2 separate regions of the Homo sapiens genome follow, and region 2 is linked to region 1. A link is an interaction called in ENCODE POLR2A ChIA-PET data of the cell type or tissue named here. Cell type or tissue: IMR-90. All regions are shown on one strand. Each heading gives the region's core, and the rest is flanking DNA. Links, peaks and the distances in the headings are about the cores only.

What was found. Peaks named below come from ENCODE experiments on the same cell type or tissue, not always from the same donor. Only the 100,000 strongest peaks of a DNase experiment are listed, where the experiment ranks them.
Region 2: POLR2A ChIA-PET joins it to region 1 with 11 read pairs; 2 of 35 experiments call an interaction of 5 or more read pairs at or near these places.

What each region holds. Positions count from the first base shown.
Region 1 is chr9:110,873,437-110,889,956 of GRCh38, reverse strand. It overlaps LPAR1 (lysophosphatidic acid receptor 1), which reads left to right. Exons shown (of 6, transcript NM_001351411.2): 6 at 14,235-16,520. The coding sequence ends at 14,536. Among named protein-coding and RNA genes, the nearest start is that of LPAR1, 160 kb to the left of the region's middle. In IMR-90, for the core only: no CTCF peak of the experiment used is centred there; a DNase peak (open chromatin) is centred at 9,636; H3K27ac peaks cover 1,994 bases.
Region 2 is chr9:111,131,302-111,147,821 of GRCh38, reverse strand. No RefSeq gene overlaps it. Among named protein-coding and RNA genes, the nearest start is that of LPAR1, 100 kb to the right of the region's middle. RefSeq lists an enhancer at 7,861-8,030. In IMR-90, for the core only: no CTCF peak of the experiment used is centred there; no DNase peak of the experiment used is centred there.

The DNA of each region.
Region 1 (16,520 bases), core at 6,749-11,748:
GGACGTTATATATTTTTGCTCAACTTCTTGAGTTAAATGCATGGTTCATTTCTTTCTCATTATTTGTATTCATTTGTAAAAATATTTTGGCCTCTGAATGCAAAACTGTGCTGTTAATGGATTTCTAGTCTGTTAGATATTCCATTTGGATATAACACAATCACTTAATTAGGGTATGTGATTTGTATTACTAGAACCAATAGTGATTATTTTGTAACCACAATATGCTATTTGTACAGCAAACAAGCCTAAAGCTGCTTTGAATTTCCAGCAGCTCAGCTGGTATCCTGTTGTTATTAACAGTTGTAAACTCAATTACAATTTTACAATTAATTTTAAAGTAATGATTTGTGACAAAAATTCTAGTAGTGAAAAATACACAGTGAATCTACCTTCTCACCTCAATCTTTAGCCATGGCAATACTAATTTCTGATTTAGAATTTTTTAAAATTATCTACATATATAAGCATAAGTGAGTGTGGGAGGGCATGTGTGTATCTACATATACACACTGAGTATATGCACCTATTCTTACCTGACTTTTCTTTTCACCAACTTAATGTGGTTTTTTCTTTCTTTATTTATTTTTTTATTTTTTGAGACAGAGTCTTACTCTGTTGCCCAGGCTGGAGTGCAGTGGTACAATCTCGGCTCACTGCAAGCTCCGCCTCCCGGCTTCACACCATTCTCCTGCCTCAGCCTCCCGAGTAGCTGAGACTACAGGCGCCCAACCATGCCTGGCTAATTTTTGTATTTTTAGTAGAGACAGGGTTTCACCTTGTTAGCCAGGATGGTCTCGATCTCCTGACCTCGTGATCTGCCCGCCTCGGCCTCCCAAAGTGCTGGGATTACAGGTGAGAGCCACTGCACCCGGCCAATGTGTTAACAATAGTTTTGTAAAACATACTAATTCATGCCCATAGCCACTTTTCTATTCTCTTCCAGTGAAACTGCTTCAAAGAGTTGTATATCCTTGCAGTATTCAGTTTCTTTCCTGCTCTCTCGATGTTACTCCAAGTCAGGAGTTCTCATGACTCCACTGAACTGTCATCAGTGTCCTCCTTGCCACTAAATTCATTTTTTCAGTTTTCAGGTATTTTTTACTTTTCTCATTCTCTCCAGTATCCAGTCTGTTAGCCATACATATCAGCTGTATGGTCAAAATGTGTCTATGATCTCCACCTTCCCATATTCAAAGCCACCATTATCTCTTGTCTGATTTACTGCGTGAGTTTCTAGCTGCTCTTCTTGTATCCACACTTGCTCTTCCAGAGTCTCCAAATATTATTCCCCTCTAAAATGTATCTTACTTATTTTGTATTTTGTTGATTGTCTTTCTCATTTATCTTAGAACCTAAACTCAATGAAGGCAGATTTTTTTTTTTTTTTTCTGCTGGGTTCATTGCTGCATCCCTAGTCACATAACTAATGAAATAATTACATTGTCTAATAAAATAAGTACAAAAAGAAGACATCGTTTCTATGAAAATTAGGTGAATGCTTTGTTAACATTCAATTAATGTAAATTGGGGGAAAAAAAGAACTGATGAAAACAACTGTCGAAGTTTGGAGAATCCATAAAAACACTCCACAGGGTTTTTCACTGAAATGGCTTTGCAAGAATTTTAAGTTCTGACTCTATTCTGGAGGAGCCAAATTGGAAGTAGTATGGGATGCTTAATTGGGGTTGCTTTTGCTTCGAATATGACACAGAACTCCAGTCAATGCACCTGTGTTCAAATAAAAAGCCTTGACTCTATGTCAAAACATTGGTAAATGAATACAAATTTATATTTTTAAATAAGATGTTTAAAGTATCATTTTTATGATTTGTTGTTCTAAACACTGTTAGAGGCATTGAATTTTATCCTCCATTAAGGCTTACTGTAGGGCATCTGATGACTTGGTATCAGTAAAGCCAGAATACCTAAACTGATGGAATTGAATAGGATTCTACTTTATGGGTGCAGTGTACCTTATTTTACTTCTCTATTTATGCTTATTTAAGTTATTTACAGCTTTTAAAATAAAGAATACTGCAAATCTTTGCACATGCATAATTGTATTGTGTGTAAATATATCTGTAGGATAAGTTTCTATCAGCGATATTGTTGCAGTTTATTTAGACAGCTTTAGAACTGATTGACTTTTGCTTAGGATTTACGGGCTAGTCAGAATTTGCTTTGCAATATTTAGACTTGGTGTTGTCAATTTTATCAGCTAGCTTTTTTACTCTACACTTGTACTTAAAATAATTGAAATTTATGTAGAAAAAAGTATGTTTATGATTGTGAATCTGGAATTCTGTAGCCGAAGCACCCACTTCCCAATTGAATAATTGTTTTTATAACCTTACTTTAAGGATTTTTTTAATTTAGAAAAAGTTTTTGATAAAGAGAGATATCTTAGACACATAGCTATCATATTAGAACAGACCGTACCTCCTTTCTGCTCTGCCAAGAATCTGTGCTTCCTAAAGATCAATCCAGGGCATTTGGCAGCTATAGGAGATGTAACTAATCTCAAAAAGAATGACAGTGACCACATTTACAGTTTATACTGTTCTTCTTTTCATGTCTTTTGGCTATTAAAAATTATATTTATATAAATATAAACATTTTTAGGTTATGTAAATAATTCACAAAGTTTTCTGAATTCGCTTTTAGATTAAATTTTTAATATTTTCCCCATTTTGATAGTAAGAAAATGAATTGTAAATAAAATTTCCATTACGTTTCTCTATCCTTGAAGTTTCTGTCTTGGGTAATACATATCTTGTGATTCATGAACTGCAAAGAAAAAAAATCCACAGGATTTTGTCATCAGCTACATTCTATGAGCATTTTCAGCCAGATTTCAGTACTTGTTTAGATTTATATTATTTTGGGAGAATCTTAATTTGTAGTTAAAAAATTAAATATGTTGCAAAACCAATTATAAACTTCCTGTTAATGTTGAACTTTTGCTAGGGAAAGATTCTAAGGGGAATTTCCTTTATCCTTTTAAAGGGATAAATATTATTCAAATCACCTTAGTAACAGTTGGACCACAGTCATGCAATTAGTTTAGTATCACTTTCTAAGTTAGATGATGTTGGTCTGGAGTTGACAACATTGATTTTCTGTGAAGTTTACAATTTATTATTTTTTAAATAAGGGGGAAATTTTGCTTTTTAAAACTTTTGCAATTTATCACTTAGTTTACGAGGCAAAATAGATTTCACCATTTTGAGAACTGTGAGTTATTTTCTATGTGAAGAATATATGTGGTACCATTGTTTTTGATTGGGTCTCATAGTGCACATTATGTAAAAGAAAACAAATCTTACTGTCTTTTTTATGATACAGCAAAGTGAAGACTGAGGATCCTGAGTGTGCATAGTGCATGCATGTTATGTGTTATATGTGTATGCATACATATGTGTATATATATAGTTTTACAAGTTTAAAATAATATCAGTGACTTGAAAATTGTAAGGGCTTACCAGATAATCTCTTTGTAGGCCTTGGAGTAGCATTGTTTTTTTTTTTTTTTTCCTTTGGTTATTGATGGGTAATAATGCTCTGGTAAATCAGTCTTTTTTTTTTTTTTGAGATGGAGTTTCGCTCTTGTTGCCCAGGCTGGAGTGCAATGGTGCAATCTTTGCTCACTGCAACCTCTGTCTCCCGGGTTCAAGTGATTCTTCTGCCTCAGCCTCCTGAGTGGCTGGGATTACAGGCATGTGTCACCACGCCCAGCTAAATTTTTTTTTTTTTTTGAGATGGATTTTTGCTCTTGTTGCTCCGGCTGGAGTGCAATGGTGCAATCTTGGCTCACTGCAACCTCTACCTCTCAGGTTCAAGCAATTCTCCTGCCGTAGACTCCGGAGTGGCTGAGATTACAGGCACCCGCCATCACACCCGACTAATTTTTGTGGTTTTAGTAGAGACAGGGTAATACCATGTTGGTCAGGCTGGTCTTGAACTCCTGACCTCAGGCAATCCACCCGCCTCAGCCTCCCAAAGTGCTGGAATTACAGGCATGAGCCACCACGCCCAGCCTAATTTTGTATTTTTAGTAGAGATGGGGTTTTATCATATTGGTCAGGCTGGTCTCGAACTCCTCACCTCAGGTGATCCATCCGCCTCAGCCTCCCAAAGTGTTGGGATTATAGGCATGATCCACCACGCCCGGCCTGGTAAGTCAGTCTTAACCTTAGTTACTTCACCCTAAGACAGAGCTGGGTAGAAATCAGAAGACAAGAATTAGGAAAAAAGGAAGAGGCAGTGACCCATCTTAAGGTTTAGACTGTATTGTTTGATTGCGAGTAAATTAAAGCCTTTCCTTTTTTGTATGCTTATAGACCTCAGGGGTCACATTCTGTTCCTGAGAATAGTAGCTACCATTGGCAATGAAGTATGTGTGCATACATCCTGGATCTAATTAGGTGGTTGTGCTGCTTCCATATTTTTGGAACATTATTCTGACTTTATTTGTTCTATTTGTAGATAAGAACATTCAGAGGAACACATCTCTCCCCATGTAATTATCTCATTTAGCATTTTGCCTACTCAGAGGGCATGGCTAAATGTTTTAGGTACAGGGAAAAGCTGACTTTGGTGGCAGTTCTTTATACTGTCTTCTCAAATTAAGAGGGTCCTCTATTCAGGAATGTTTCCTGCATAACGAATAGACATTCCTTGAAGCATGATGACCCCCCACCCACTGCATTTGAATGTAGAGCAACATCTTACATGGAAACAGTGATAGTATAGGAAACACAAAATAACGTCAAATAAACTCTAATTAATAGCTTCACAAATTCAAGAAGACACTGTATTGACTAAATTAGTACATATTACTATGCAAAAGTATCATTCAGAGAACAGTGTTCCTGAAAATAAAAAAATCTGATCGCCTGCCCTCCTTTATCCATTACTAATAAACAGACAAACCAAAAGCCACTACCAAGTAGTGAAATGGATATAGCTAAAAATCAAATATTTGACCTTGAAAATAAGTCCACGATATCACCCAGGATACCAAATAAAAAGTAAAGTGTTAAAAATACAAATGAAAAATTAAGAGACATCAAGGATCCATCAATTTTTAAATGTAGATTCCCAAATATCCAACATTCATTGTAAAAGAAGTCTCAGATGAACAGAAACAATGGAAAGAAAATTACTCAAAGTAATAGGATATTTCCTTAATCTAAAGACGAATGTGAGACTATAGATAAAATTGCCAATCAAGGGCCAAGCAAGAATTATGAGCAAAGCCAAGACATTATATTCTAGTGATATCTGTGATCTCCCAAAGTTAATGAAAGACATTGTGACAGTTTCAGGTAGGAGAGGATGAGAAAAATATTTGGTTAATGGCCTAGGTTGGTAGCTAGCTAGCCAGATCCTTGTTCTTTCTTTCACTTATTTTTTTTATTCATTCAACAAATGTTTATAGAGCACTTACTATGTGCCAAAAATTTTGTTAGGTAATAATAGACACAGTGGAGTAAAAATAGTCTGATGACAGAAGTAAACAATAATCACATTATAAATAAAAATAAATTACACCTGTGATAACTTCTACCATGGAGTGTTTTATAGTGCTGAGAGCATATTACAAAGGGATTTTTGACTTAATCAGGGAAGGCATCCCAGAAGTAGCGGTAAGTAAAGTGTGAGTAGGAATTAGATTGCGAGGAGAGCAGGTAACATCCCAGGAAGAGAGAGCAAACACGTACAAAGGCCCATGGTTAGGGGGATTGTGATAGACTGAAAGGAATGGAAAAACTAATATGTCCAGAAAGCAGACATGCAGTGCAAGACAAAGCTTGGCGAGTAAGTAAGGACTCGTACTATGCAGGTGTTTTACACAAAAAGAATGGGAATCATACATCAGACTTCTCACCTGCAAGACTAAATACTAGAAGACAGTGTTCTGAGAGAAAATGATTTTAAGCTTATGCAAACTTTCTAGAAAGAATGCTCATGGATACACTCTAGAAAATGGGGGTGGGGGAGGGAGAAGAAAAGAGATTCCAAAAAAAAGATGTACGTTAGAAGAAACAATGTGCCACCTAGGTATGTAAAATAAGCAGCCCTCAGTGGAAGCTGAGAAGCAGGCCTAGAAATCAATGGGTTCGATTGGGTTAGTAAGTCAGCGGGCTGCAGGAAATGTCTTTGGGGATAAATTGTATAATTAAAAAGTTGGAAATACATCTGTGGCATGCTTCTGCTGTAATAAACTGTGTGTTTCTTATCTGTAACAAAAGAGAGAATAAAAAGAAAAAGCAGTTAGAAGTTCAAGGGAAAACAAAAATCTGTTCAAAAGTCATGGTGTTGAATCTGTTTTTTAGTAAGAGAATTAAGGGCATCACATTTATGATATCTAGTCACATGTTTGGGCTTATTCTTGACATTCTATTTACGTGTGTGCATTTCCTTGCTTTTGCTTCTGTCTTTTCTTTTCCTTCCTTTTGATAAATTGAGTTTTCTTTTCAAACTGTTTTGTTCTTCCTTCCTTTTTAAAAAATTTTTGTTTGTTTCTTTAGTGGTTTGAGTGGTACATCCAATATCTATTTTTAATAGTGGCTAACTTTAAATTTTAAAAACGTACTTTAAAAAATTCAAGATATAGGCCGGGCACGGTGGCTCATGGCTATATTCTTAGCACTTTGGGAGGCGAAGGTGGGCAGAACAGCTGAGGTCAGCAATTCAAGACCAGCCTGGCCAACATGGTGAAAGCCCAACTCTACTAAAAATACAAAAATTAGGCATGGTGGCGTGCACCTGTAATCCCTGCTATTCAGGAGACTGAGGCAAGGGAATCGCTTGAATCTGGGAGGCAGAGGTTGCAGTGAGCCAAGATCATGCCACTGCACTCCAGCCTGGATGACAGAGTGAGACTCAGTCTCAAGTAAAATAAAATAAAATTCAAGATATAATTCGGTTTCTACAGTAGCCCCCAAACAAGACAAAACTTTTAGCAAACTTTCTACTCTTCTGCCTCCTCTTCTTACCTTTTACTTAAGAAAAATCAAGACTTCTAGTTTCTTGTTGTTAAAATTTCTAAATTTATAAATATCTGAATATGAGTGAGTTGAATATATAAAAAGCACAAAAAGTAATACGGCAATCATCTAATGACCAAACATTAAAATCAAACATGCTAACATTTTACATAATTTGCTTCAGGTCTCTGAAAAGAATTGTAGATATAACCAAAGCACCGTCCCCTACTCCTTCCTCCTGCCTGTCATCTCAGAAGTTGTCCGGAAATTGCTGCTGCTTGTTCTCATTCATGTGCTTGCACTTTTATTATGTATCTGTGCACTCATTTAAAAAACCCTCACACTTAAAAATAATTTGGCCAGGTAATACAGGTTAAAATTATAGGATACAAATTCTGAACCTTCAAAAGTGTGTAGGAATTGTTCCACCATTCTAGAATTTGGTCTTCCAGGGTCTTCCTTATGCCCCTTTGAATGTCCTATAGCATCCATTTAAAGACCTTACACACGGTAGATGTTAATGTTTATTTTCCACCCGTAATTTAATGACATTTCTACTTATTAATTTTTCTTGTTTGGGATATATGTACTAGGCGCTTAGCTATGACTTGCTAATTCATCCAATGGAAGATACTGAGTGTCTGCTGTCGCCAGGCAATATTCTAGATTCCAGAGATACAGACATGAAAGAGGTAGCATTCCTTCCTTCATGAAGTTAATATTCTTGTTGAGGGAAGATAAAACAATAAACATGTAAACCAATAAATACAATAATTTTGGGTATAAATAAAGGATATATCATTTGGGTATATCAGCATGTGATGATAATAAAATGGGAGAATGTGGTGATGGTGGTGGGCTGTTGCTCTGGCTAGGATAACCAAGGATAGCCTTTTTAAGAAAGCGACATTTAATAAGTAAATAGACATAAAAAGCTGCAGAGAGAGTAATCCCAGCAGATGGATCTATAAATGCAAAGATCCTGAGACAGAAATGGGCTTGGTCTGTGTGACTGGAACCTCGTAAATGAGGAGCGAGTGGAAAGAGATGAGATCCAAGAAACTAGCAGGGCCAGTCATGTGTAGGGCATTATGGATAGCAGTAAGGATTTCAAGTAGGAAGACTTTGGAGGGTTTTAAGCAGGAGAGTGACTTAGTGCAAATTGATTTATGCTTGTTTTGTACAAGCTGGACTTTAGGGAAGCAGTGTGGAGGAAGAGGAATTGGTTAAGAGCCTGTTGCAATTGGCAGATAAAAGGTATTGCTCACTTGGCTAGGATGGTAGCAGTGGAGAAGTGGTTTTACCTGGCTTTTCAGCACCTGAATGGTCTGTAAGAATGGCACTAGCATTCAAGTCATTTCAATGTGGACTTTCCAAGGTACAGTTGCAGGATGAGAGTTAGAGTCTGTTGTAGGGTATGGAACTTGTACGTGCGCAATACACACTACTTAATGTTAAGGAGAGTACACCAGAGGGAAGGCAGCTTTGGCATTCTCTTGGGCACAGGAAAGTAGCATTGTGGTGATCAGGAGAGTCTAATGAAGCTAAAACTGTCACCCAGGAATGTTAAAAAGAGAACATAATGAGTATTCTGCTCTGCTTTAGAGCTCTGTATGGTGTTATTATCCTTCTCTAAAAGATAAATGTTGCTCTCAAGAGTGAGTAATGAAAATACTAGAGCACATCATACAATAAATGAAATCATGAAACTTTAAATGTATGCAACATGTGCTGTGACCAGGAAGGAATGGCAGTGTTGAACACCAAACTAGATGGAGTAAAATTGGTATCAGGGTGGAAATAATATAGAACAATAATACTGTGGAGATACCTCAGGTAAATTATATAGTTTCAATAGTCAGGAAAAAAGATTTTTTAATTAATCTGGGTTATTCTTTTAGAAAAAGCGTTAATCTCAAAAAGCCATCCACATACACCCCCATTATAATGAACCCTTAGCTGCAAGACTGGGGAAGAATAAGCTTTGCATCTGTGGCCACTTTTTCTGACATAGGCTCTGTTAAGATACATAGCATTGAAGGATTTCCTAGCTAACTATGTAGTATGTGTGTACCTTAATAGCAGAAATCACAACGTAACTACAGAGATGAACTAAAATTTGATTAGATTCTGGGATACCACGCTGCCTGACCTGAGGGAATAAACAATTTAGGGAAAACAGAAAAAGCAACTTAGGCACTCATTTATTTTCTCCCTTGATTCCCACCGCAGGTCTCTGAGATGGGACTGTTTCTGGGATCCTCATTTGAAAAACAAGAAGAGTGAGGCCACCTTGGGCACAGTGCTGTTGTAGAATTGATTTACCTTGACTTGTTTTGGATCTATGGGATGTCTGGTTCTTTTGTAAAAACACAACTTTGCCAGCCAGACTAGAAACGCTTTCTGTGTTTTTCATCAAAAATCTTGGACACTGTCTCTAGAGGTCTTCTCTGGCAAGGACTGTTTTCCTCTTTAACTTTGGTTCTTGCATTCCATATGTAAGCAAAGTTCAACTAGTTAGGAAAAAGTCATTCTAGAAAAAAAGACTGTAATTGTGAGACCAGATGGTAAGCATTATTCAGCTGATGAGGTTGGATAGATTTGAGGGAAGGTGTGGTAATATGATCTCGATCTGCAGCTGTGACCTGTTGTTCCAAAACAGCCTCATTCCTCCCTGCCTTTTGCGTCTGCATTCCAGCACCTCTCCCTCCATCTTTGTGGGCATTGGGGTTCTCACAGATTGCTTTGACAGATGCATCAGGGAGGAATAAAGCTTGTTCAAGGAAGAACAACCCACGGATCTGTTTTGAATATCCTCCACCCCATGTTACTTGTAATATTGGCAAATCAGGGGACAATATAACCACTTTTGTTCAGCGTGCTGTGAGACAGTTTCCCATGACACAAATTGCCATGAGCCTATTTAGATGTAATTAAGGCATTTCCATTAGATGTCTTGCAGGTACCTCAAACTAAACACATACTGAACCCAGCTCATCAGCTGTCTTCTTCTCCTTACCTCCCTTACAAAACACCAGTAAACATTTTCTCCTGTGTTTCCTCCTTCAACCAAAGTGAAAATTTAGAAGTCATTCTAGACTTCTCTGTCTCATCCATCTCATGGAGTCCGTCTCCTAAATACTTCTCCAGTCCTTCTATATCTCTTCCCAGTGCTGCTGTCCTGATTCTGGCTTTCATTATCTCTCTTCTGGAATTTGGAAATAGTTTTGCCTTTACTTTATTTTCTTCTTCCACTCTGTCACCAATGTTGTGTCTTAAATGAAAATCTGACCAGTAAGGCCAATGAGATTACAATCCCATAGTGGGAGGTGTGGGTGAAGGTCTTTATTTTTTAAAGAAGCTCTGCAGACTATTGTAATGTGTGGCTAGGGTTGAGAATGTATGCTGGACTGGACAAATTTCAAATAGCCAGATATACAAGACCTTTGTGACCTTGGACATCTTATCTTCTGCTACTTCTGTTTCTGATGTTACAATAAATAACCACACTTCTTCATCCTTTTTTTTTTTTTTTTTTTTTTTTGAGATGGAGTCTTGCTCTGTCACTCAGGCTGGAGTGTGGTGGTGTGAGCTTGGCTCACTGCAACCTCTGCCTCCTGGGTTCAAGTGATTCTCCTGCCTCAGCCTCCCAAGTAGCTGGGACCACAGGTGTGCGCCACCACGCCTGGCTAATTTTTGTATTTTTAGTAGAGATGCGGTTTCACCGTTGTTGGCCAGGCTGGTCTCAAACTCCTGACCTCAGGTGATCCACCCACCTCGGCCTCCCAAAGTGCTAGGATTACAGGCGTGAGCTCCCGCACCGGGCCCTTCCTCTTACTTTCATACTGTTGCATACCATTCATCGGTGTTGTGCCTGGGTTTGTGGGATTCTTCTATCAGAAATGTGCTGGAAATATACAAACTACTCAAAGCACTATGACTACTGAGTACTATATTTCATTCCCCATCTTGGTAGGTGATGGCATTGACCCATGAGAACCTCCAAAATGATTTGCTTCCCTATGTTGTCTCTCTATTCCCTCTTGTTATCTTCTTCATACCCAACTGCAAGTCCTAGGAATCTCTTTATAATCAGGATAGTATTGTCTCAGAGCCTTTTGACATGCCAGCTCTTTCTTGTCCAAAACACATTTTCACATTCTGCCCTTGGAGAATCTATCCTAGGGCTCTGCAACGCCAGCGTGCCACTCACGTAAGTCATGGTGGTCAGGTAGATGCACAGTTTATAGAGGGCTTTTACAAGTTGTATCTCAGTTTGATCCTCACTGTGCCATGTGGAGGAGGCAGGGAGCTATTATTTCTCCACTTCAGAGGTGCTGAGATGGAGGTGTTTTAACTCTTATCAACCTTTCAGGTGTACGCTGAACTCTCTGTAGATTACATGTTGATGGGGTCCACAATGCACATCTCAAGTCCTGTAACCTGATTGAATTATGGTTAGCTCCTTACTATTAAAGGGGTTTAGGTGTGGTTTATTATTGTTTTCAGAAGCTCAAGGGGAAATCCTTAATTTGAGCAAAATTTATTTCAGAATATCCATTCATTGTGGGTTAGGAACCTCATCCCTTACAATTTTCCAGCCCCCATTTTCGTCTTCTGTAGTGCATCCTCATCTTTTGGTCAGTTTGATCCTTGAGGCCTCTGTGAAATAGAAAGGAGGGGGAGGGGGGCGCAGAATTTCCATATGATTGGTTTTAGATGTTGATTTCGGAGGCCTGTACTGTGAGTCACTGAAATTATTGGATTGAGTCTTGAAGATCCAAACACAGAGTGTTGGGACTGTGTGGTTGGGCTTAATCCTAGTACAAAAACCAGTTCCTTTCAGTGAAGAAGATAAAGGAGAGGAATCCAGGTTCCTCAATGAAGCATCCATACATAGAAGCTCCTGTGTCAGGCTGTGGTGTTTCCCACTTCCTGCCTTCAGTCTAGCAGGGTTCCTTGCATTTCTTGGTCTAAAAGTAAGGCTTATGGGCTCTTTCTGGAAAGATCTTACACCTTTTAAATTTTAACATGGGAAGAAATTATAAACAACAAATGACAGTGTTTGAATTCTCTCACTTTTGAGCAAAGTCAAGCAGCTTAAGTATGAGAGAATAAAGATATTCCCTTCTGTTGCCCAGAAGGAGAAAAAGATCATTTTATTTAAAATCTAGCTATTGAGATGCATGTTCCTTGTGTCTAATCAAGTTCTGAATTTGAACTCAATTAGAGCTTTGATAAAAGGAAGGGGAAAGGAAACTTGAAAGAATGCTGTTCCATTCATGAAGGGACTGTGTGTTTTTAGTTTCCAAGTAAATGGCATAATGGGACCATGCATTTTCCATCCAAGCATTTTCCATCCTGAGAATAATTCCCTTCCTGGCTTCTCAATGAATAATGCATTATTTCTGAAACCCAAGAGGCATTCCTTTGATTTTCCTTTATGTTTAGCTTTCTGAGTGATTTTCAAGCAAGGAAATTCAAGGACTTGGAATGAATGCTTTATTAACATTTTTATTGAAGTTCAAATTGCTCCTTGGCTATTATCTCCTGATATTTGAAATATTTTTTTCTCTCCAAGGAAAGTCTAAGGTGTTGTATTTATTAGAAAATGAAGTACCTTGGCCAATCTTCAAAGTGAACAGCAGTTTAAAACCAATACACATTTGTGTTGTAGAACAAAGAGCTTTATGGGGGTACTTTTCTCCTTTATTTTCATTTCCCTGCTGAAAAGTTTCACAAAAGAAAGCTCAGATTCAAAAGTGGGCTGTTTGGAGACTAAATCTCATTTGTTTACATTTTGTGAAACTAATTCCTTGAGGCTGGACCAAATCCATGACCCCAGTCCAAGCCTGCATCCACCAAAGCCAGCGCCATTTAAATCTGAAGATGCAAATGCCCTTCTGGGGTTGCTCCTACTTCCGCTCTGCCTGATTACACATATGTAGCCTGCCTGATTACACATATGGGGCCCATTAGGTGAGGTGTAATGGGACACAGTGGTGCCCACCGCTGTTGGCTCATGTTCTTTCAGTAGAAGATCCCCAGCAGAGTCTGGAGTAACACAGTGGTAGGATTTAATGCTATTTTACAACCTCCATTTTCCTGGGATCCAAATGATGAGTGATTTCAGAAACTAAATGAAATAGAATTAAGCATCTCATCTATATTTTCATTCCTCTTACAGTTATAGTAAAATTGTAATGATTCAGAATAATTGGGGGAAGAAAGAGAACAAAGTTGATCTAAATTAGTAGAACATCTGAAATAGTAAATTTGGTTTAAAATATTTAATGTTATCATTTTCAAGATATAGAAATGTAATATTTTCTAGAGCTTGAACTCTGGAGGCAGCCTCTAAGAACAGAAACTCTGGGATTTTTCTGCTTTCCAGTACTGTGGCCTTGAGCCAGTTATATAAACTTTCTGGGTCTCAGTTCCTTCATCTGTACAATGGGGATATTAGTTTCTATGTCATATGGCTACTGTGAAAATTCAATAAATTATTACTGGTAAAGCATATAGGACAGCACTATGTGGGTAGTTGTTGAATAAAAATAAAACATAGATCTTGTCATTGAAAATCACAATTTCCAAACAGGCCCATGCTACTCAGCAGGTAATAATTATTATTGTTATTGTAGATACAGATTGAGTGATTATTTCCTTAACACTTGTTTAATCCATACAACAAACCTTATGAGGTGTAAATATAATCATCTGCATTTTCAGATGGGAAAATTAAGGAAAGAAAGTAGTTTGCCTAAGTTCACCCAGTTTATTACATGTCAAACAAAGATTTGGGCCCAGACAACCTGAATCCAGAAACTATGCCTTAATTAAACATTAAAGGACACTTATCATTCGTGCTTATCTTTTGCCTGAAAATAACACTGCTATTAAAAACCATGTTGTTATGTGAGGTGAAGTGTTTCCTGAATGCAGTTTTTCATATCTCAATTGCTTATCAAACTCTTTGTGTTTTGCTCAAAATAATAATCATCAATGTCTCATAATTGCTTGATTTTAGTAACGTCCAAAATAAAATTTTAAGTTGACTATCGTTAAATTTTTTCTGATTTTCTCAGGAAATGAGTATTTCATTTGCGACAATGGTGGCTTCCAACTTCAGTATTTTTATATTGAACTGAAATCATTTCACTTTATGGTCGCATGTTTTATAATATTTTTTCATTCTCTTTTTAAAAATCCTTCTGATCCCTATCCTTGTCCTTGTAGGGGCCTTTATCATCTGCTGGACTCCTGGATTGGTTTTGTTACTTCTAGACGTGTGCTGTCCACAGTGCGACGTGCTGGCCTATGAGAAATTCTTCCTTCTCCTTGCTGAATTCAACTCTGCCATGAACCCCATCATTTACTCCTACCGCGACAAAGAAATGAGCGCCACCTTTAGGCAGATCCTCTGCTGCCAGCGCAGTGAGAACCCCACCGGCCCCACAGAAGGCTCAGACCGCTCGGCTTCCTCCCTCAACCACACCATCTTGGCTGGAGTTCACAGCAATGACCACTCTGTGGTTTAGAACGGAAACTGAGATGAGGAACCAGCCGTCCTCTCTTGGAGGATAAACAGCCTCCCCCTACCCAATTGCCAGGGCAAGGTGGGGTGTGAGAGAGGAGAAAAGTCAACTCATGTACTTAAACACTAACCAATGACAGTATTTGTTCCTGGACCCCACAAGACTTGATATATATTGAAAATTAGCTTATGTGACAACCCTCATCTTGATCCCCATCCCTTCTGAAAGTAGGAAGTTGGAGCTCTTGCAATGGAATTCAAGAACAGACTCTGGAGTGTCCATTTAGACTACACTAACTAGACTTTTAAAAGATTTTGTGTGGTTTGGTGCAAGTCAGAATAAATTCTGGCTAGTTGAATCCACAACTTCATTTATATACAGGCTTCCCTTTTTTATTTTTAAAGGATACGTTTCACTTAATAAACACGTTTATGCCTATCAGCATGTTTGTGATGGATGAGACTATGGACTGCTTTTAAACTACCATAATTCCATTTTTTCCCTTACATAGGAAAACTGTAAGTTGGAATTATCTTTTGTTTAGAAAGCATGCATGTAATGTATGTATGCAGTATGCCTTACTTAAAAAGATTAAAAGGATACTAATGTTAAATCTTCTAGGAAATAGAACCTAGACTTCAAAGCCAGTATTTGTTTAGGTCATGAAGCAAACAATGCTCTAATCACAATATTAACTGTTTAATTAAAATGTTGTAACAAGTATAAAACAGGGAATGTAAGTTTATTACCAAAGTGATATGTATTCCAAAAAAGTCATAGAAGATGAAGCACTATAATATTGTTCCCATATATTTAAAATACCCAAGTACATTCTAATTACCAGTATATCAGAGGAAAATTTTCGTAGTCTTTGTAAAATAATATACTCATCATAGAAAACTTGAAAAATGCAGAAATGTATAAAAAAGCAAAAATGATTACTGATAATATCACAACCCAGAAGTAACCACCTTTAAAAAGCAACCCCCATGTATGCCTATATGTGTATTGTATACTTTTTTTACATAATTGGAGTCATACTGTAAACAGTTTTATAAGTAGATCTTTTTCATTGCAAAATTGCCACATTTTCTTATGGCATTAAAAATTTTACAAAAACATAATTTTAATGGCTATATTATATTCCATTTAATGGATGCAACTCAGTTTATTTAACCATTCCCATGTTGTTAACTATTTAGGTTGTTTCTAATTTTCATTATTATAAAGTTGCAGAAATTTGGTGTACATAAAACTGTCTCCATATAATTGATTATTAGGATATATTCCCATGAAGGATTCTTTTTTTAAAAAAATGTGAAATGTCATCTTGTACTTACACCTTTCATGAAAAGGGATTTCCTGCTTTTGTACTGCATGGGTGGCAGTTGTGAGGAAAAGCCAGTCAAATGACCTTTTTACAAAAGAAATGCAGTGGTCACTTCAGTTGAGAGTGACTTTTTAATACAACAAGATCAACTAGAAGAATTCAACTGTCTCAAGAATCAAGGTACCCCAATATATCTCGCAATTCCAAACTTTGTTTGAGGGACTCGTTATCCAGCTCTTGGTAGCCACACCTGCAATGTAAAATGGAAGAAAATGCAAAGAAACCAAATGTGCCGAGTGAATAAAGGATTGTCATATCAATTAGTGTGGGTCCATCTGTAGCAAATGGGTTGAGTGTGTCAGTATGTGGTTGGTTACTGTGTATTCGCCAGGAATCACCCCGATAGGCTGCCACCCTATTAGGTGATACCTGTTTAATATGTTGTCCAGGTAGACTAGTAGTTGCATCAGTTTGCTGTAACAAGTAACCAGTGAGGTAACACAGTGGTGAAGCAGGTCAGGGGAGGTCAGGAGGATGTCTGAGAGAAAGAAGTCCGGGAGATGAATGGCTGTCTAGGAAGGAGGATGTCAGTGCACGGTTAGTGTTTGAGCAGAGGGCAGACTTGTAAAGTACCTGTAGTGAAAAGAATGTGGGGAC
Region 2 (16,520 bases), core at 5,965-10,964, 260 kb before region 1:
TTTTTTCTTTTGATGTAAAATGTACATACAAAGAAATGCACGAATCTTCATGTTAATTTCCTCAGTTTTAACAAATGCATCCATTGGTGTAGCCCAAACCCCTATTAAGATATAGAACATGGCTGAGTGCAATGGCTCATGCCTGTAATCCCAGCACTTTGGGAGGCTAAGGTGGGCGGGTCACAGGGTCAGGAGATCAAGACTATCCTGGCTAACATGGTGAAACCCCGCCTCTACTAAAAATACAAAAAATTAGCCGAGTGTGGTGGCCCGTGCCTGTAGTTCCAGCTACCTGGGAGGCTGAGGCAGGAGAATCGCTTGAACCCGGGAGGCGGAGGTTGCAGTGAGCCGAGATTGCACCACTGCACTCCAGCCTGGGCAACAGAGCAAGACTCTGCTTCTAAAGAGATAAATAAATAAATTAATTAAAATAAAATAAAATAAAAATAATAAATAAGATATAGAACATGACTTTTGCCCAGAAAGTTTCTTTTGCTCTTTCCTAGACAATGTTTCTTCCTCCCCCAAGGTTAACCACTGTGATTTTTTTCCAAGGGAGCTTACTTCCTGTAATGGGGAAACAAGTGAGCCGACACGACAGCTGCCTGGGCCTCTAGTCATGGGGGTGCTGAAGCATTATTGGGATTGTAACTGATGGACAAAATCTTAATTAGCACTACTGTCAGGGAGAGTTCTGTAGGTGGCTGGAGGGTGTTTGCTTAGATAAGCACTCTGGATGGATGGAATTGTCTTCTAGGAAGCGTGCTTGAGTCATAGTTGATGGGTCTCTGGTCCAGGGACAGTGCAGAAGAGGCTGAAAATTGTGACCCTGGTCCTCCCGGTACAGCAGCACTTAGCCTCGTTTTTAAGTAAAGGTCACACACAGACCTAATAATCTCTATTTGAAGGGACACAAATGATTAGCCTACCTTTAGTATCAAATTACTGGCCCATAAAGATCCCCAGATGTCTCTGGGCATGAAGTGAAATCAAAACGTGGCAATTTTGTTCATGTCACTTTAATTACTAACAGGGAGACAACACACCAGGTCTTAACTCATCCATTTGCTACAGAAGGCTTAACTGAGAAGACTGGAAATGGGGAGGAAGAAAGGGTGGAGTTATAAATTCACAGATGGTAGACTCTGGACATTGGAAAGGGATGGGCTGGAATCTGAGGAAGACAGAATATTCTCCCCTTTCTCTGTTCCTTTTTTCCCAGGGAAGGTCCAGGAGGGTCTGTGGTTATCATGAATTGGTGAAATTTCAGATTCTGATATTTTCTCTCGCTTTCTTTGCTACTATTTTCTGCCACAGGTCACAGGATGACCAGACCACTTCACATAATTCTATTTTAAGCTTGCCCTGTATGGACAGGCAGGCTCCTTAGTTTTTTCAAAGGGTGATCTTTACCTGGAAATAAAAATGTATGCAGTTGCTCAGTATTAGGGCACTGCCCTTTTTCTTCTGGAGGTTTATCATTCATGTATCCCACAAGACTATTCTCTTTTTGGTATTCCTCCTTAAAAACATTCACATGGCTGAATCAACATGATATGTAGGTCTCGGGATTCTGAGCTCTTTAGAAACACCTGTTGGGAGGGCTGAAAATGGGACTCTGTGGCTACCTGGCTGCCACATATCCCTAATTACCTTGAGGATTTTAGTTTATGGCCCAAAAAACCGTGGGTGCAAATAAGAGACTTCATCTATATTTTCACACATAATTTTTCTTATGAAAGTAAATTCACCCTACCAAAAAAAGTAGAAAAATTCATAACCTGTCACCGTAACAACTGTCATTAGCATTTTATGTTAGCTCTCCATATGTTTTATAAATTTGACATAAGCTTATTACCTCTGTATATTTTACATTGTTTTTACATCTATTCAATCAAGAATTTTCCCAGGTTGCATCTTTAAAATCATGATTTTTCTAAGAGTTCCGAAATATGTCGCTCAGCTAACATGTGATGGGATGTTTAACTGTTTCCTATTCCTGGGCATTTTAGGTTATCTGCATTTTCTGCTGGTATAAATTGCACTGTGATGGACACTTTTTTTTCACATAACATTTCCATGTGTTGGCACTTGTGTACAAGTATGAAAGGCAACTGCTGCTAGGAGCTATTACTGTTTGCTAAGGAAGATGTAAGCCCTACCCTCAACCTACATAAGAATAATAGTGAAGAGTGCATAGTAAAGAACAATTAATGAAGGCTAAGTAATAAATAGATAGTGAAGATAGTAGAATGTCCCACTGGTGCAGTGGTGGGCTCCTCTCCATTCTATCAGGAACCCTGAGCCATGGGAGTGTGTTTTGCAGAGAACATACTATTGTCCTCATGCTTTTTAATATTGTAAATTATTAAATACTTTTAATTGCTTAGAACATTATTGGCTATTTTGCACTCATGTTGCTGCCTGTTTTGCTCATCTCTTCAAGTTTTTATGTGATTCCAAAACTTTTATACTGTGTTAATGGTTTAAATAACATGTTTTTCCTTATCACTATTAATCAGTGTTATTCCTATTAATATATTTTTGTTTATTATTCCAAAGTTTTAAGGCATTTTTGTTAACCCATATTTACTTTTACTTTTTTCATGCTTTCCTCTATATTTTTTATTAATTTAAAATGTTCCCATTAAGTAGAATTAGAAGAGTTACACAAATATTTTGTGGCTCTCTGTATATATTACTATGTAGAAAGTTGCCACATTTGTTGTAGCTTCATCTATATTTAGCATTTTCAAAAAAGAAGTTATTAATATCATGCATTTAGAAATAGAGCTTTAAAACAGTAATCGTAGGCGGTGCAGCAGGAAGACACAAAAGCATCTGGAAAAGTAGATTCTGTCTCCTTGAGTGCCTGTGACAAGAATTTATTGGTTTGTAATCCAAAGGTTCCTGGCCTCTACAGTTGTCAGAAGTAGCACTTCCCTTTAACTCTAAATGAAAGGATCCATGCCCTCATTATGTCTGACCACAGTCCCAAGGTCTCTGAGACTCCCTGGAGAATATACCCATGTCACCAGGTCAGTCCTGGTTTTTACTGTGTGCTTCGGCCAGCAGCCCCACTCTGGCCTGCATCTCTGATCTTTGGATAACAATGTATTATTTCTTCACTGGCTTCCTTAGGCCATGATTACTCTCCCTATACAATTTCATTCCAAATATGCACATGGGCCTATCAATTAATACTCAGAGCTCAGCTAAGATCAGGCTATAACAATTAAACGAACTCTACTAACAATACAAGAGAACAAAAGGAGATTTGCCATATAAAAGAAAATCCTGGATACTAAATATGAACATTTCCAGAGTTCACAAGCCAAAACCGATTCCTCATTCCTAGGATCCTCCAGAGAATCTATCTTTTTACTCTCTGTTTGCAAGTTGCAGGAACTGGTTCACATCTCCTAATAGTGGGTCTTTGACCTTGCACCCTTCAAGGGAGTCCAGGCCCCTCTGTTCTTCCAGGACCCAGCCAAGGGAAAGATCCATTGTCCCCTCACTACCTTTTAGCCCAATATCCTAACTTGAAAACAAATAAACATCCTGCAACGTCTGTTTCTATAAAAATAAAAAAGAAAACAAACAAAAATATGTAGGTAACATCAATTATCTATAACAAAGCCTCCGTAAATTTGAAAGAGTAGACACTAAAATACATAAAAAGATTGATTTTTAAGAATATATTAAGCAAAACACTTATCCTAAGGAAATTCTAAAAAATATGAAATTTCTTGATTCAAAGTACTATATTGAGTCAAGTATTCAAAATTGAAATATAACTACTAAAAGTGAAAATGAGAATAATATGTGATCAAATAGGTATCATAAGTCACACATTGTGGTTGTGTAACCAGAAAACTCTAAAGAATAAATCAAAAAATTATCAGAATTAATAAAATAGTTAAGTAAAAGGCCTGAATTAAGGAAAACCTGTGCAGAATTAAGTGGTTTTTAATTATTTACCATTATAGATAATTAGGAGGCATAAGGAGGAAATGGGAGTTTATAAAAAGAAAATAATAATAATCTGGAAATCCAGTGAACAAAGTTATCAAATATACTAAATTATTTAAAAATTAACATAAAGGTGGAATCCTATTTATGCATTTATCCTTTAATTCCACAATTATCTTTGCCGTGTCTATGTTGCAGAGACATTTACCACTGAGTGTATATCAGTGAACAAGACAGATATAGTCCCTGCCTTTAAAACTCCCACCTACGTGAGGAGGCATGCATTTTTAAAATTGGCATTTTAAATAATTATATGACAAATTAAAACTGTGATCATTGCGATATATAATGTAGGGGGCTACCTACACATATGGAAAACATGAGGTGAGAGACAGTGGCACATTTGAGGAATTCAAAGGCAGCTATGGTGGCTCAGTGTCAAGAAGAAATGGGAAAAAATGAAGTGGAGGGGTAGAGAGAGGGAGGTCTTAAAAGATGTGGGGTCTTGTTGACTGTGTTAAAAATTTTGACCTTATTCTAAGAGTAATAGGAAGGCACAGAAAGTTTTTATGAGGGTTTGGAAAAATGTGAATGGCAGGAAACAATCTATACATCCAACAGAAGGGGGAAAACTGTAGAAATTATAGCCAGAGCTAGAATATTTGTCATTACTAAAAGTGTTTCCTCAGAATTGTTAATGATATGGACAAAATGAAGGTAACTAAGATCTAATATGGAGTGTGGCATCAACTGTGTTAATATATAATTTGTGTATAACATATTTTCTACGTGTGTATATATGTATATATTTTCTATGTATGTGTATATATATGTGTATATGTAAGTATATATACATATATACATACACAAACATGCATAGAAAAAGTTAACAGTGGTAATCTATGATTTGGGGCTTCCAGTGAATCTTATTTCTTTGATATTTTTCTGGGTTTTCCACATTTTCTATAATGAATGTGCATTAATTTGACAAGTCTAGGAGAACATGGTAATTTTATTTGTGATCTCTTCTGAATTGGTAGCTTATCAACCGATTTATTTCTGGGCTACAAAAGGTAAATGGCCGGGTACAGTGGCTCACACCTGTAATCCCAGCTCTTGGGGAAGCAGAGGTGAGAGGATCACTTGAGCCCAGGAATTTAAAGCCAGCCTGGGCAACATAGTGAGACCCTGCCTCTATTTACAAAAGAAAAAAATACAAAAAATAGCCACGTATGGTGATAAGCTCCTGTAGTCCAAGCTACTCTAGAGGCTGCGGTGAGAGGATCACCTGAATCAAGGAGGTCGAAGCTGCGGTGAGCCGTGATTGTGCCACTGCGCTCCAGCCTGGGTGACAGAGCAAGACGCTGTCTCAAAAAAAAAAAAAAAAAAAAAAAAAATTAAAGTTTCAGTTAAACTTTATTCATTTACTTTTTTGTTATTGTTGTTTAACTGAGTATGGATGAATCTAACACATTTGTGTACATGATTCCCACATCTGGTAATTTGGTAACTGTACCTTAAGAGGGAACAGGTATGTACAGAAAGGAACACAACAGTTCTGAGACTGCTATCATTAGAAAGACCTGCTCGCAAGGTAGGGCCTTGACTGGTGTCTGGAAACTTGAATTTTTGGAAGGTTCCCACCATTTGCAGAACTGGTAAGAGTGGCTTGCTGTGTCTAGACGGTTTATACAACCTACGTGGTGTATGCTGAACACATGCTTTTCTTCTGGAAGTCTGGAGTTTTGGAACATGCTAGGCAGAAGGTAACCACTGTGACCAGCCCCCAGTAAAAATCTTGGGTGCTGAGTTTAATGAGCCCCCTTCATAGATAACATTTCACACATATTGTCACTACTCGCTGCTGGAGGAACTAAGTACACCAGGTGTGACTCTAATGGGAGATAATTCTTGAAAGCTTGGGCATGATTTCCTCTGGGTTTAGCCTTGATTTTGCTTTGATATTTTTGCTATAATAAATTGTGCCATGAGTATAGGTTTATGCTGAGTCCTATGAGTCCTCCTAGCAAACCATTAAACCTTGGGGGTAGTCTTGGGGACACCCCCAACACAATAGCCACCTAAATTTTCATGTTGTTGGAGCTTTTATTCCAGAATTACATTTTAGTTGACTATTAATAAACATTTAAATGTGGCTGGGTGTGGTGGTTCACACCTATAATCCCAACATTTTGGAAGGGTGAGGCAAGAGGATTGCTTGTGTCCAGGAATTTGAGATCACCCTGGCAATAAAGCAAGGCTATATCTCTACTAAGTAATAATAACAATAAGTCATTTAAATATAAGAGTTTAAGGAAACATGCTGAATCCATCATTTCAGTAAAAGATGGTATTTATATAGTTTTTATTTTATATTTTAAATATTGATGGATTGAGACAGGGTCTTGCTGTCGCTCAAGCTGGAGTGCAGTGGCATGATCATGGCTCATTGTAGCCTTGACCTCCTGGGCTCAAGTGCTCCTCCTGCCTCAGCCTCCTGAGTAGCTGGGACTGCAGGTATGCACTGCCATGTCTGGCTGAATTCCTAATTTTTGTAGAGTCAGGGTCTTGCTATATTACTCAGGCTGGTCTCAAACTCCTGGCCTCAAGAAATCCTCCTGCTTTGGCCTCTCGAAGTGTTGGGATTACAGGTGTGAGCCATTGTGCCCAGCCATATTTGTATTTGCATATAATACAGAAGTAGTAGTTAAACCTGTGCTTATAAGTAGCTATATTACTCACTTGGCTGGGCATTGATGATTCACGATCATAGTCCTGTTGTGTTTGAAAATGAAAAATGTCTAAATAACTTCCAAATATTATGCAGTTCATCTAAAACCAAGTAATTCCCACTTTATACTTTACCATATTTTTCTATTTTGCTTCAAGTTATTAGAATTCAACATAGTATATAGCTTTAGCTTTTTGTGTGTTTTGTTGCTAAAACATGTTTATTGTCAAAAGTAAGCAACATATGAAAACATGCATTACCCCACTATACAGTAACAAACACTGCTAACATTTCTGCATACATCACAGCCATCCTGTCTCGTATCCTGTTCAGTTTTTTGTCTTTTATGCACATACATACAATATTTTTAACAGAATTGGAATGTGTGTATGTATTTCTGCTTTGTTTCACTTAACATTAAATTGTGAATATCTACATGTCAGAAAATATCCTTTTAGGGCAAAATCTCATTTGCCGCATAGAATTCTATCTTATGGATATTCTGTATAATTTACCAGTCTCATCTCATGATACATATAAGCAATTCCTCAATTGTTAGTATTTCAACAATTAACATACTTGATTCAGATTTTCCAAAAATTATATTTTAAAAGCATTCTAGAGGTATATAAAATTCAAAAAATATAAAGATATCAAAGATATAAAACTACAGAAGGTTGTATTCTAAAGAAAATGTTATTGAATATTTACATAATCCCAGAGAAAGAGTTTTTAGGCATGACTTCAAATAATGACAAATTATAAAAATTGTTAGATTTTTTGCAGAAGAAATAGAAACATACTTGCTATAGAAAAAGACAATATGTAAAAAGGTTAAAATACAAATGACAAACTGAGAACAGAGAAACAAAGAAATTGAGAAAAACATTTGTAATCCTTATAACACATGAAAACTATCAGCCATAGCTTACATATTTACCAGGAAAGAAATAAAAGCAATTGATAAATAGAAAAAAAGAATCAGTAGGGAATTTGCAATGGCCAAGAAAAATATAAGAATGTCTTCAATTTCATTCTAGAAGATAATAAAATGTAAATTAAGATAGCACAAATACATTTATCCTGTCAAACTGTCAGTAAAAAATTATAAGACCCAATATGAATATGAACGTCTACACCTTCAGCAAGGTTTGTGACATGACTTCTCTGTCACGCTTATGACCAATGCAAACAAACAGTCTTACGCAAATCTAAAAGTGGGTGTTAGTTTTAACTGCCGATTGTTGGACACTATTCTAGACTATCGAATTTGAATCTCTAGAGGTGAGTCTAGGGAATTTACAAGCTGCCCAGGAGACCCTTAAATGCATTGAGGTCTGCGCACCTTTGGGCTAGATGCCAGAAACGTGAAGGAAACTAACAATGTAGATGGTGATTTTCATATTATGCTGTAGTCTGTGTTCCCCAAGATATCCCAATAATCATTTTCATCAGTGACTTAAATGATGATCTAAAGATCGTCCCTTTCAAATTTTCAGATATCACAGAGCTGGCAGAGTTAATGAGTATCTTGGACAATTGCACCAAATGCAATGGATTGGGATCACTAAATCAAGACGTAATTTGATAGAAATAAAGGTAAGGCCACTTTATTCCAGATACCAACTGCAAAAGAGACAAGATAATAGAGAAAGTTTGGGCTTTAGCAGCACTAATGATTGAAAAAGTCACAGGGCTTTAGTTAGTATCAGTCAACTTTATGAATCAGCTACCCAGAAAGGCTAATATGATTTTAGGATGCACTACTATAAATGAAGTAACTAGAATGACAAGAAAATTGACCTTTATTTTATGCCAATCATTCCACATCAAATGTGCCTCAGGTTAGGTGCCAAACTCTAGGAGGCTATTCATAAATTAACCTATATTCGGAGAAACCAACAAGTCTGAAAAAGGGACTTGAAATCATGTATACGATGATACATTGAAACAAGAGATTTTCAGCCTGAAAGAGAGTAAAGTAGCATTGGAAAAGAAGAAGCATAGTTGGAGTATTTATTTCTTAATTTGCTTTTTCATGATTTATTGCTTTATAATTATAAAAGTCACATGGTTGTCCCTGGGTATCCGGGGTGGGGGGCGGATTGGTTCTAGGACCCTCATGAATATGAAAATCCATGGATACTCAAGTACCTGATAGAAAATGGTGTAGTATTTGCATAAAACCTTTGCACATCCTCTTGTATACGCCAAGTCATGTTTAGATTACTTATAATACTTAATATATTAGGAGATATACCTAATGTTAAATGATGAGTTAATGGGTGCAGCACACCAACATGGCACATGTATACATATGTAACAAACCTGCACGTTGTGCACATGTATCCTAAAACTTAAAGTATAATTTAAAAAAATAATATAAATGCTATGTAAATAGTTGCTAATATTATATTGTTTAGGGAATAATGACAAGGAAAATAGGCTTGAATATGGTCAGTTCAAATGCAACCATCTTTTTTCCCCCTAATATTTGTTTATCTGTGGCTGGTTGGAATCTATGGATGTGGAACTAATGGATGTAGAGGGCCAACTGTATACTTGAATTATTTTAAAAATTAAAAATTGAAAAAAACCTCACTGAATGTGATTTTAAACATGTTTCAAACATTTCAAAATACACATATAATATCCAGGAGAGCTAAGTCTATAACCTTACCACCCTAAATTTTATATTTTCCAGACTTTAAAACGATTCTTTCACATTTATTTTTCCAGTGAAATTTAGAATCATTTTGTTAAGCCAAAAAAAGTTCTATTAAGATTTTGATTAGATCTACATGGAATTTATGGGCTAATTTGGGGAAGGTTGACATCTTTTCAATACTGAATTTTTCTATCCCAAATAAGAGCCCTTATGTCCTTCCATAGAGTTCTTCAGAAATTTAAAAATTGAGATATAATTCAAATACCATTAAATTCACCCTTTTAAAGTGTAGGATTGGATGGATTTTAATAAGTCTGAAGAGTTGTATGGTCATCATCATTATCAAATTAGTACTTTAATTTCTACAAAGAAACCCCCACCCATTAGCAATCACTCCTCATTCCTGCTTTTCCAAGCCCCTGTCAAATACTAACTGACCTTCTGTCTATATGGATTTGCCTATTCTGGACATTTCATATAAAGGGAAGCACACAATATGTGGCCTTTTGTGTTTGGCTTCTCTCACTTAGCATTATGTTTTTAAACCATGTTAAAGCATGTTATCAGTGCTTCAGTCCTTTCTATTGTGGAATAATATTCCATTGTTTGGGCATATCACATTTTGTTTATCCATTCATCAGTTGATGGACTTTGGATAGTATCCACTTTTGGGCTATATGAAAATTCTGCATGAACATTGTGTACAGGTTTTTTTTTTTCTAACAAAAATGCCATTCAGAATGTGTACAAATTTTTATGTGAACCTATGTTTTCAGTTTTCTTGGTGTATATACCTAGGAGCAGAATTGCTGGATCATATGATTACTCTGTGTTTAGAGAAGAACTGCCAAACTATTTTCTAAAGTAGCTGCACCATTTTACAATCCTACCAGCAATGTACAAGGGTTCCAATTTTTCCACATCCTTATCAACACTTATTGTCTATTTTAAAAACTTTAGCTATTCTGTTGGGTACGAAGTGGTATCTCATTTGTGTTTCCTGATAGCTAATGATTTTCTTTTTCTGGAGTACGGTAGCATGATCTCGACTCACTGCAACTTCCACCTCCCACCTCCCAGGGTCAAGCAATTCTTGTTCATCGGCCACCTGAGTTGCTGGGACTACAGGCATGCACCATCACACCCAGCTAATTTTTTTTGTATTTTTAGTGGACACAGGGTTTCAGCATGTTGGCCAGGCTGGTCTTGAACACCTGACCTCAAGTGACCTGCCTGCCTTAGCCTCCCAAAGTGCTGGGATTACAGGCCTGAGCCCCATTGCACCTGGACAAGTGTTGAACATGTTTTCATGTGCTCATTGCACATGAAAGCACATTAATGTGTTTTCTCTGGAGAAATATCTGTTCAAATCCTTTGCCCATTTTCAGTTGAGTTACTTGTTGACTTTTAAGAATTCTCTATATATTCTGGATGCAAATCCTTTATCAGATAAATGATTTGCCAATATTTTCTCCCATTCTGTGGGTTGTCTTTTCACTTTCTTATAGTATTCTTTAAAGCACATGAGTTAATTGTGAAGAAGTCCAATTTATCTTTTTTTTCTTTTGTTATTTGAGCTTTTGGTGTCATATCTAAGAAACCACTGCTTAATCCAAGCTGTAAAGATTTATACTATGCTTTCTCCTAAGTTTTACAGTGTTAGCTCTTATATTTAGGTCATTATAGTTAATCATTTTGAGTTAATTTTTGACATGGTGTGAGGTAAGGGTCCCATTTCTTTCTTTTCATGTGAATATACAGTTGTCTCAGCACTATTTGTTGAAAAGCCTATTCTTTTATATCAAATTGTCTTGGTGTTTTTGCCAGAAATCAATTGACCATAAGTGTATGCATTTATTTCTAGATTCTCAATTATATTTCATTGATTTGTATGTCTATCTGTATGAAAGTATCATCCTGTCTTGATTACTGTAGTTTTATAGAAAGTGTTAAAATTGATGTGTGTGTCCTTTAACTTTGTACTTTGTTTGTTCATTTTTTTAGGGATGGGTTCTTGCTCTGTTACCCAGGCTGGAGCACAGTTGTGCAATCATAGCTCACTGCAACTTTGAACTCCTGCGGGGGCTCAAATGATCCTCCCACCTCAGCCGCCTGAGTAGCTGGGACTACAGGCATCTGTCATCATGCCCAACTTGTACTTCTTTTGTAAAATTGTTTCAGTTATTCTGGGTTCTTTAAATCACATGAATTTTATGATCAGCATGGTAATTTTGGGGGAAAAAGGCACCTGAGAGTTTGATAGGAATTACATTAAATGTATAGATTAATTTATGGAGAATTTCTCTCTTAAAAATATATATATATTTAATTTTTATTTTTAGTAGAGATGAGGTCTTGCTATGTTGCCCAGGCCTCTTAACAATATTAAGTCTTCCAATCCATGAATACAGAATGTCTTTCCATTTATTCTATTTACTTAGGTCTTTTACTTTTTCAATGATATACTATAGTTTTCAGTTGTTAAATTTTGAACTTTCTTTTTTTTCTTTTTTTTCAGACAGAGTTTCACTCTTGTTGCCCAGGCTGGAGTGCAATGGCATGATCTCGGCTCACTGCAACCACTGCCTCTGCCTCCCAAAGCCATTCTCCTGCCTCAGCCTCCCGAGTAGCTGGGATTACAGGCGCCAGCCACCACGTCCGGCTAATTTTTTGTGTTTTTAGTATAGAAGGTGTTTCACTATGTTGGCCAGGCTGGTCTCGAACTCCTGACCTCAGTCAGTTCACCTGCCTCGGCTTCCCAAAGTGCTGGGATTACAGGCGTGAGCTACCACAACCTGCCTGAACTTTCTTTGTTAAATTTATTCCTGGGCCAGGCGCGGTGGCTCACGCCTGTAATCCCAGCACTTTGGGAGGCTGAGGCAGGTGGATCACGGGGTCAGGAGATCGAGACCATCCTGGCTAACACGGTGAAACCCCGTCTCTACTAAAAATACAAAAAAATAGCAGGGCGTGGTGGTGGGCGCCTATAGTACCAGCTACTTGGGAGGCTGAGGCAGGAGAATGGCATGAACCCAGTAGGTGGAGCTTGCAGTGAGCCCAGATCGCGCCACTGCACTCCAGCCTGGGCGACACAGCGAGATTCCGTCTCAAAAAAAAAAAAAAAAAAAAAAAATTATTCCTGAGTATTGTATTTATTTTTTATACTATTATAAGTGGAGTTGTTTCGTGAAATAATTTCATTTACCTTCATTCTTTGTGTTACTGTCATAAATTCTACATATGATATAAACCCTACAACACATTGCCATGATTTTTGCTTTAAATTGTCAGTTGTCTTTTACGAAAATTAAGAACAAAAAATGCAGCTGGGCGCGGTGACTCACGCTTGTAATCCCAGCACTTTGGGAGGCCGAGGCGGGCGGATCACGAGGTCAGGAGATCGAGACCACGGTGAAACCCTATCTCTACTAAAAATATAAAAAATTAGCTGGGCGTGGTGGCGGGCGCCTGTAATATCACAGCTACTTGGAGAGGCTGAGGCAGGAGAATGGCATGAACCCGGGAGGCGGAGCTTGCAGAGAGCTGAGATCGCGCCACTGCACTCCAGCCTGGGTGACAGTCTCAAAAAAAAAAAAAAAAAAAAAAAAAAAATGCTAGCCTTTTACATTTACTCAAATATTTACCATTTCCAGTGCTTTTTATTCCTTTGTATCAACACAACTTTTCCTCTGATATATCATTTTCTTCAGCCTAAATAACTTCCTTTAGCATTTCTTATATTGCAAGTCGGCTGGATACAAATTCTCCTAGCTATTCTTTATCTGAAAATATCTGTATATCATTCTCATTTTTAGAGAATAGAGTCACTAGCTAAATAATTTTCAGGTAGTTTTTTTTTCTTTTAAAGAAAATGCTGAAATTTTTTTTATCATTTTAAAGATGACATTCCCTTGTCTCTTAATCTCCACTGTTTATGATAGATCAGCCATCTTTTGTATCCTTGTTTTCCTGTTTTTTGGGACAGAGTCTCTGTCGCCCAGGCTGGAGTGCAGTGGAACAATCTCAGCTCACTGCAGCCTCTGCCTCGCCGGTTCAAGTGATTCTCCTGCCTCAGCTTCCCAAGTAGCTGGGATTTCAGGCCACGTTACCACGCCCGGCTAATTTTTGTATTTTTCAGTAGAGACAAGATTTCACCATGTTGGCCAGGCTGATCTTGAACATCTGACCTCAAACGATCCACCCGCCTTGGCCTCCCAAAGTGCTGGGATACAGGCATGAGCTACCACGCCCGGCCTCCTATATTTAATGTCTTTTTTTCCTATAGCTCCTTTAAAAATTTCTCTTTACTTTGACTGCAATATACCTAGGCTTGATTTTGATTTTCTTTTAATTTATGCTATGTGAGTTCTCTAGGCTTTTTGAAGCTGTAGGTTTGGTTTATCACCGATTTTAGGAATTTTCAGCCGTTGTAGCAAACCAAAAAAAATTTTTTTGATGCTTCCTCCCCTTATTCTTAGGGTGTGGCTTTTACTTACAGTAATGGTCCTTATTCCCTAGGGCATTTCTGGAATCTCAATGTCCAGGATTCTCAACAGGGCCTCTCAACACTGTCTCGACTAGAAACCCAACATCTCTTAACCCTATGTGACTCTCTTATCTCCAGTCAGTTCAGTCTTGCATCAGCTATAGTTTGCTGGACCTGTGAAGATGCACCCTGTGTATATACAGCTCAGTCTTTAGCTAATAACCCACTGGATGCCTCCATGCAGACTTCTTGACCCCTCCTTCTTTGTGCAGCTACATCATCTCCCAAGCCATAATCCAGCTGCTTCAGCAGCTCCAATCTCTGACTCCTACCTCATTAGCTCAGTGAGGCTGCTATGTTCTGCTTGGGCTTCACTTTTCTACCCAGTCATCTGGAAATTGCCCCCAGGCAGCAATCCAGGGAAAATGTGAAGTTCATACTATGTATGTTCCCTCTCTTGAGGATTATGATCCTGCATTTCTTGTGGTCCAGTACCTGATAGCAATTGCCTTATATATTTTGTTAAGTTTTAGAGTTGTTTAGGGTGGTTACACTGTCATGGCAGAGATGAAACCTGACTTTTCTCGTTAAATGGTTGATTTAGAATATGCAAAATATGCAACCAGATATATCTAGCTTAAATGAGGCTAGCAAATTTAGATGTTCACAGGAATAATCCGGAGACATTAAAAACTAATAAGATGGTTTAGCTGTAACTCTTCTAACTGCTGAGTTATATGTATGTCCTTTGAAAACATGTTGGTCAAACAAAACTCGTGAGTATTATAGCTCAAAATCCCTGGTGGCAACCTCTGGCTTCGTAAACTTAGTCTCTCTAAGTCTCAGTTTTCTCATTTGTAAAATTAGAATAATTATACTTACAAGGTTATTGTGAGGTTTAAATAAATACTTAGCAGGGAATATTCATTCAATAAATAGCTAAGAGCTAGTTTCATCTACAGATCTTGGATTCTCCATCAGCTCAGTCAAGGAAGCTGATTCTACTAGCTACTAGGACCCATGACTACCTTCCTCAAAAAGATCACTGAGGGCTGGGCGTGGTGGTTCACACCTGTAACTCCAGCATTTTGGGAGGACGAGGCAGTGGATCACTTGAATTCAAAAGTTTGAGACCAGCCTGGCCAACAAGGTGAAACCCCATCTCTACTAAAAAGACAAAAATTAGCCAGGTGTGGTGGAGCATGCCTATGATTTCAGCTACTCGGGAAGCTGAGGCATGAGAATCACTTGAACCTGGGAGGCAGAGGTTGCAGTGAGCCGAGATTGCACCACTGCCTGGGTGACAGAGGGAGACTCTGTCTCAAAACAAACAAACAAACAAACAAACAAAGGGGGGCTTCTCGTTGCCTTTAAACCAGTCAAAGCATAGGTGAAGTCCCCATCACGCTTGCTGCTTCCTTACTCTTGAACTAGCCACTCTATAGTCCTTCACATGTCAAACTACCATTCCCTCTAGAATTACTGTTCTATAGCCAGTGACAACTATCCCTTTATTTTCAACTATTGCCTGCATGTTCTCTCTCTCTCTACTTTCTTGCCTTTAAATCTGGCTTTTCCTAAGAAAACTAGAAGCAGCTGTGGCTGTTTACTTTATTTATTTTTATTTTTTTCTTTTGTTTTTTGAATCAGAGTTTTGCTCTGTTGCTCAGGCTGGAGTGCAGCGGTGTGACCATGGCTCACTGTAGCCTCTGCCTCCTGGGCTTAAGTGATCCCCTCACCCCAGCCTCCCAAAATGCAGGGATTATAGGCGTGACCCACCCTGCCTAGCCCATATACTTTCACTAATCCTATTTGCCATAGGACCAGCAAGTAGAGCCAATATCCTTTTGTAGCTCACCATTTCCACTTCATTTCTCCACCATCTCATAAAAACCTTCTCCACTGAGGCTTATTCCATTAAACTTTATTCTGCCCTATTGCTTGCTATTTCATATCAACATTCCTAATTATTTCCCTAGGATTCATTCTAAAATCTTGGTACCTGTCTAATCTCCACCTCAATTCCTGTCTTCTTTCCACATTAGCTATGGGTGAAGATGACATTGATGACCCATTCTGTGCCATTAGCTCTGAGCTCCTTGATCTCCTAATCAGTCGTGGCCTCCTCCTCTCCACTTCTGCTGTGTACTCGCATGCTAATCACTAGCACTTCTAATCGATCCACTTATAAAATTACTAATTCATATATAGGTATCCGTAACCACAGGCTCCTTTCCTTACGGTAGCTTGTTCAACACTCCCATCAGAGTTTTTAGCAACCTCTTTATAACAGTAACCTAATAACTCTTTTAGCATCTCTTTTCTTCATTTCCTTCTTTGTCTCCAGATTAATGTCTAGAGCTCAGGATTTCAAAAACACTCCTTCCTGTAGTCAGAATTCTCTTTAACCTCTGTTTTGTTCATCACCTTGGTTTGGTCTGTCAAATCCCTGATTCCAAATGAATTCATTCATCTGTTCCTTCCCTATCTGTCCACACCAAGTGCTGCTGGCGGAAGCCACACAATAGGTCACAGGAGTTCAGCTATAAAATAGTCATTGACTCAGCCATTCTCCACAATGGCTATTTCAAACTTCCTACTTCCCTTCTTCCTACTATGAAGTTTTGGTCAACTGGAGTAATGCAATCTGAGCCCCACATTAT